2 separate regions of the Homo sapiens genome follow, and region 1 is linked to region 2. The links are chromatin contacts, found by Hi-C or POLR2A ChIA-PET in ENCODE. All regions are on one chromosome and are shown on one strand. The core of a region is the stretch at or near the end of the contact, and the rest is flanking DNA. Distances in the headings are between cores, read along the strand shown.

Region 1 (2,719 bases), core at 1-2,500, 190 kb before region 2:
GCTACTTCTGGCTTTCCCTCGTGCGGTGGCTGTTCTTCATTGTCTATCTTTCCTTGATTCGAAGGCATTCCTTCATTTTCATTGAAGAGTTTTTCCATGTCGAGATTTCCCCTCCTTTTCCTTTCCTGGGGGATGGGTGTGGAGGGAAGAGGAGACAAAGAGGAGACATGGGAGACTGAGGGCATGGGGTGGAATGCAGGTCTGGATACTACTTGCATCTCACCCCTGGTGAGGGTTCCCCTAAGCTGACTGGGCCTCCAAGAGGGCCTTCTGCCCACCACGTAGCCCACCACTCCTCCCACACACGTGAGCCAGCTGTTCCCTGGCAGGCCCTGCCACCTTCTCTGCACTGGTTCAGCCTGGTAAGGTGTGTGTTCATGTAGGTAAGGGGATGGGCAGGGGCCCCAATTCGGCCCTGACTGTGCCCTCCACACTCTCAACCCTTGTGGGCCCCTGTCCATGCAGCCCCCTGCTTTCACGGACCTGCGGGGATTCTGGACAGGTTGCTCTTCCTTTTCAGGCCTCTCAGAGCGCTGGGAACAACAGACGCGCAGACCTGCGGACAGACAGGAGACAGGGGCAGGGGCTGCGCGCTTAGCGGGCTCACAGGGACTCGGTTCCCTTTCCTGAGTCCAGGCCCTGCTTACCCACCGTTTTCCTCCCCTACCTCCCCCGCACCCCAGCCGCCATTTCTTTCCAGGCCTCGGGCACCAAACCAGGATGCTTTCCAAACTGCGTTTGTCTCTGTGTCCCCCTTCCCCGGAGGCAACCTGCCCCAGCGCCACCTCATTTTTGCGGAGATCAAGTGTTTCCATGGGTGTAGATTGTGAGAAGGGGTTATTTCCAGAATATGTCTACGTTTCACTGTCGCACTGCGGGGTCGCTACCCCCACCCCCCATTTCCAGCACTAAAATGGATGGAGGACTCAGTGCAAGGGGGCGTCGAGAAGGCGAGCCAGGCTTGCTTCGGGGGTTCTCCCTCCACTGCCCCCGCCCCCGCGACTCCGCATCCCCCTCCTCCCCAATCTACCGGATCCCTTCTCCGCCCCCTCCCCAATCCTACTGCCAGCCCCCTCCACCCCTGTCCCAGGGTCCGCCGGCAGCGCACGCCTTCACACTGACCTGCGGGGACCCAGGACAGGCCTGTGCCTCCTGCGGCTCGCTGAAGCCCGCTCGCTGCTCCCCCGCCGCCTGGGCAGCTCAGACAGCTGATTCTGCGCGGGCGCCCGGACCCGACCGCTGGGCGGGCTGGCGGGCGGGCGCGGGGGCTGGTGCCCACGTAGGCGCCGGGCGGGTCACGTGAGCACCGCGTCACCGGAGCTCTGCCCCCGCTCTTGCCTGACACACCTCACCTTGGAGCTGGGCCCCCCTCTCTTTCCTGACATACCTCACCTTCCATCCCTGAGGGACCGGAGGCTGGGGACGGTCGGAGTCTCGGTGCGTTTGTGTAGCAAAGTGGGGTCGCGGAGAAGAGGAGGAGAGGTGGCTTTCTGACCCTAGGTGCTTTACCTGACGCAGCTCACAGCATCCTCGCAAGGCATATCTCTCTGATGCCCATTATCGCCAGGTGTGACAGCTGATCATAGAGGTACCGGACTTTGCCAAGAGCGCTCAGCCCCAGAACTCCACAGCCCACTTTCAATACCGGCTCTGCCTGACTCCAGAGCCCGGGGGGTAGTGGTGCCTGCCAGGAAGCTGAGCTGCCACCTTGAGTGGCGGTGTTCCTGGGGTTCTGTCCTGGGCCTCCTCTCTCCTCAGTCCTCAAGTTGTCTCTCCCTGTGTGATCTCATTCATTTCCAGTAAACACCGATGACTCCCAGATCTACAGCTCCAGGCTGTTCCCTTCTCCGTGTCTCATATCAGCTTTGCCAACTGTCTATTGGACATCACCGCCTGAGTGTCCCTGAGGGACCCCAAAGCCCGTGTACCCCAAATTGATTTACCAACTTCCTTCTTGCCATCTCCCTTGGTCTCTCTCCACACTTGAAACTTACCTTCCAACATTTGATCAGTTTTCATAGAGAGAGAATGTCAGACAGGTAGAAAAGAAAGCATTAAAACATTTTAAATATGAATTTCAGATGCACAAATTCATCATAGTCCTTGGTTTACAACACACCCTTATCATCGATCCCTGCTTGTCCCTCTTCCTTCCCTTTTCTTTCCCGTCCTATTATTTCCTCCCCTTCCCATCCTTTGTCTTTTTTTTCTTTCCTTTTCTTTCACATTCGTGAAGCCACCACCCACAAAAACTAAGAATCACCAATATTTTAGCTTCTACAGTATAGTGACATGTATATGTATATATACACATGTTTATTTATACACACATATATGTATAGATGTATATGTGTGTACATATGTATGTGTATGTCTTGTGTATATCTGGGCAACAACTATTTTTATTTTGATTTGCAAAATACCTTATCATGATTACAGGATTATGAATTATGTGTGTTACACAAGCAATTCTGATTATATTTCTGCTACACATCTTTCTTCATTTAGTAAAACCTTGATCTTCCTACAGTATTTTGCTCTATCAATATGTGTATTCGTCATTATCACCACATCACCAATAATTCTGTCCTCAATGTTGAATTTTTTTCCTGAATTATCGAGGCTAGGTGTTTCAATTTCATCAGTATAAACTTCCATAAAATTATTATAATTATTCAAGAATTTGATGAAAATAATATCAAATCAGTTGAAAAGAACT
Region 2 (2,700 bases), core at 127-2,626:
TGGGGTGGATGCCATACGTCTGACCATATATCATGAGGACTTGAAATACAGCAACGGATCTAAGACTGGAAAGGAGAGAATACTTAAGGGAGACTTGCACAAAGGCACCAGGAGGTGTGCCCATCAATAAGGAAAAGGGTGAGATATCCTACAGCATCGACAGTGCATAACTACAGCTACAAGCAACAACATAGATGAATCTTAGAATGTTACGTGAAAGAAACAAGTCCCAGGCCAAGCATGGTGGCTCCTTCCTGTAATCCCAGCTACTCCAGAGGCTGAGGTAAGAGTATTGCTTGAGGGAAAAAAAAGCAGAAACAAGTCCCAGAATGCTACCTAGAAAAAGATATAAATATTTGTGAAAATTGAAAACAATCAAAACTAAACAACACTATTTAGGCACATATCTATGTGATAAGAATATATGTTAAAATGCAAAGAAATAATAAATATAAATCAGGATATTGGTCTCTTTGAGAGGAGAGGTTGGGGGGACAAGATGAGATTTAAGTGATCAGTAATATTCTAGTACTTCTATTGGGTGCTGAATTCACAGGAAGTTATTGTAATTAAGATGGGCAGATCGATAGATAGGCAGTCCTTTAAGAGGCCACGGAAACAATGTGTCAGAATGAAAGCTTCTGTTCTATTCTCTGTACTAAGTGCTTTAAGAAAGCCAGGGGCCGGGCGTGGTGGCTCACGCCTGTAATCCCAGCACTTTGGGAGGCCGAGACAGGTGGATCATGAGGTCAGGAATTCAAGACTAGCCTGGCTAACATAGTGAAACCCCATCTCTACTAAAAATACAAAAATTAGCTGGGCATGGTGGCACATGCCTGTAATCCCAGCTACTCGGGACACTGAGGCAAAATTGCTTGAACCAGGACCCGGGAGGCAGAGGTAGCAGTGAGTGAGATCGCACCACTGCACTCCAGCCTGGGCTACAGGGCGAGACTCTCCCTCAAAAAAAAAAAAAAAAAAAAAAAAAAAGAAAGAGAAAAAAAAAGCCAGGTGAAGATATATTTCAGAGATATTTTGGAGGTGAGATCAATAGTTTCCAGACATTTTTTCCTCTTAAATTGGTTTTAGATTAGATCTCCAAAGAAGCCTCACTGTGCGAGGCCCACGTGCTTTCACATCCCGCGCTTTTTGCCCTTTGCCCTTGGCCGTCGTTGCTTCCCCTCCAAAGGGAGGTGGGGTGACGCAAGGCAGTGGGGGAGGGGGAAACGGCCGGCGGGCTTAAAGCTCTCCGATTGGTGGACTGAGGAGCGAGAACGAGGCTCGAGCTGAAGCGTTAAAAAGAGGAACAAAGGGGGTGGGGCTAACGGAAGGCGGGGCTAAAGGAGCTTAACGGAATCGAGACGCAAGTGCAATTGTCCGCGCGCCTCGCTGCGATGGCGGCGGCGCCGAGCACAGTCACCCCGCTGGCGGCGGAGTCTTCCCCTCAGGAAGCTACCGTCTCTGCCGCCTCCTCCTCCTCCTACACCGCCTGCGCGGCAGCGGCGGCGGCGGCGGCGGCGGCGGCAGTAATTGTTCCTGCCTCCTCCGCCACCTCCGCCCCTGCCTGCCCGCCTGCCGGTGGCTGTGGCGACGGCGGCGGCGGCGGCTTTGGCGGCTCCACTATGGCGGCGGCGGGGAGGGGGGGCAGTAGTTTTAAAGTAGACACCCGCCCTTGCCTCAGAGAAGGTGAGTTCCCGTCCCGGGGTGCGGGGGCGGCCCCATCTCCTTCGCTGCCTCTCTTCAGCCCGTCCGAGATTGGGCTGGGCGCGGTTCGCCACTGCCCCACCCCCACCTGCCGTGGCGCAGTAAAGGCCAAGCTCGCCCCGCCCCGCCCCGCCGTATTAGCCCCGAGTGTGCAAGATGGACTGAAGCAGAGAGGGCCTTCCCTACCTCTCCCACCTGTAAAGGATGGGGGCCCCCAGGCAAAAGAATTGCAGGTACTCATGAGGCAGGAGTTTGAAGGGAAAAAAAAATACCACATAATTTCTCTCCCAGCCAGGACACCTTAGTGTGCTGTAGGAAGCTGAGGTGTGATTTGGAAGAGAGAGGAGGCAAGATAGAAGTGCTGTGGGCCAAGAGGGTCAAGGATAAGGGAACGGGGACCGATGGAGAAAGGGGCGGAGATAAAAGAGGAAATACCGAAGAAATAAGGGGGAGTAAACCCCCTTTGGTGTTCAACGTCCTGCAGTGTAGAAACTAGAAGTAGAATATTTACAGAGAGATGGCGTTAGAAATTTGGGCAGGTTACAAGTGTATACTTGAGCTTTAAAGTAGGATCTGTCGGATTTTAGGAAGGTAAGGTCTGGTGGAGGGGACTCTACTAGGGAAAGAGAGGAAGAGAGTGTGGCAGAAGTACAGATTTCAGGAATCACTTTGGAGAGTTTTCTTTGGCTATTTGAGGATGTGACCTAGTAAAGCAAGATTTACAGGTCCATCTTTAAGGTGGTTTGGCTTTAATAAGTTCTGTTGTACCTACCAACACATATTACTCCTAACATAAAAAGATATTTCTTGACTGTATCAATATAAGCGGTATTCACACAAAGTTCTGTATACTTGTAAACAGCCTACTAATAGCAAACTGTAAAATTTGCCATTGAAATGTGTTTTAAAGCAGTTTGGGAAATGTTCTTAGCTGGTGGAGACCATTCCACTGCAGAGCATCCCAGTAAAGCATTTTGCCATGTAAATTTCGTAATT

Evidence for each region. A loop is a pair of places that touch in the nucleus more often than their neighbours do. ChIA-PET counts read pairs that join two places held with the same protein, here RNA polymerase II (POLR2A). Pooled maps may share reads with other maps.
Region 1: a loop to region 2 is called in a map of sigmoid colon, with 2.8 times the contacts of the local background. The contact joins the promoter of TCEAL2 here to the promoter of ZMAT1 in region 2. A Hi-C loop is called at or near these places in 2 of 168 maps with a recorded cell type or tissue (ascending aorta and sigmoid colon) and 2 of 50 pooled maps. POLR2A ChIA-PET finds 5 or more read pairs at or near these places in 1 of 52 experiments (WTC11).

What each region holds. Positions count from the first base shown.
Region 1 is chrX:102,124,210-102,126,928 of GRCh38, reverse strand. It overlaps TCEAL2 (transcription elongation factor A like 2), which reads right to left and starts at 1,250. Exons shown (of 3, transcript NM_080390.4): 1 at 1,123-1,250; 2 at 484-556; 3 at 1-125. The coding sequence starts at 98.
Region 2 is chrX:101,930,703-101,933,402 of GRCh38, reverse strand. ZMAT1 (zinc finger matrin-type 1) reads left to right here and starts at 1,376. Exons shown (of 6, transcript NM_001394560.1): 1 at 1,376-1,686. The coding sequence starts at 1,395. RefSeq lists an enhancer at 1,097-1,597.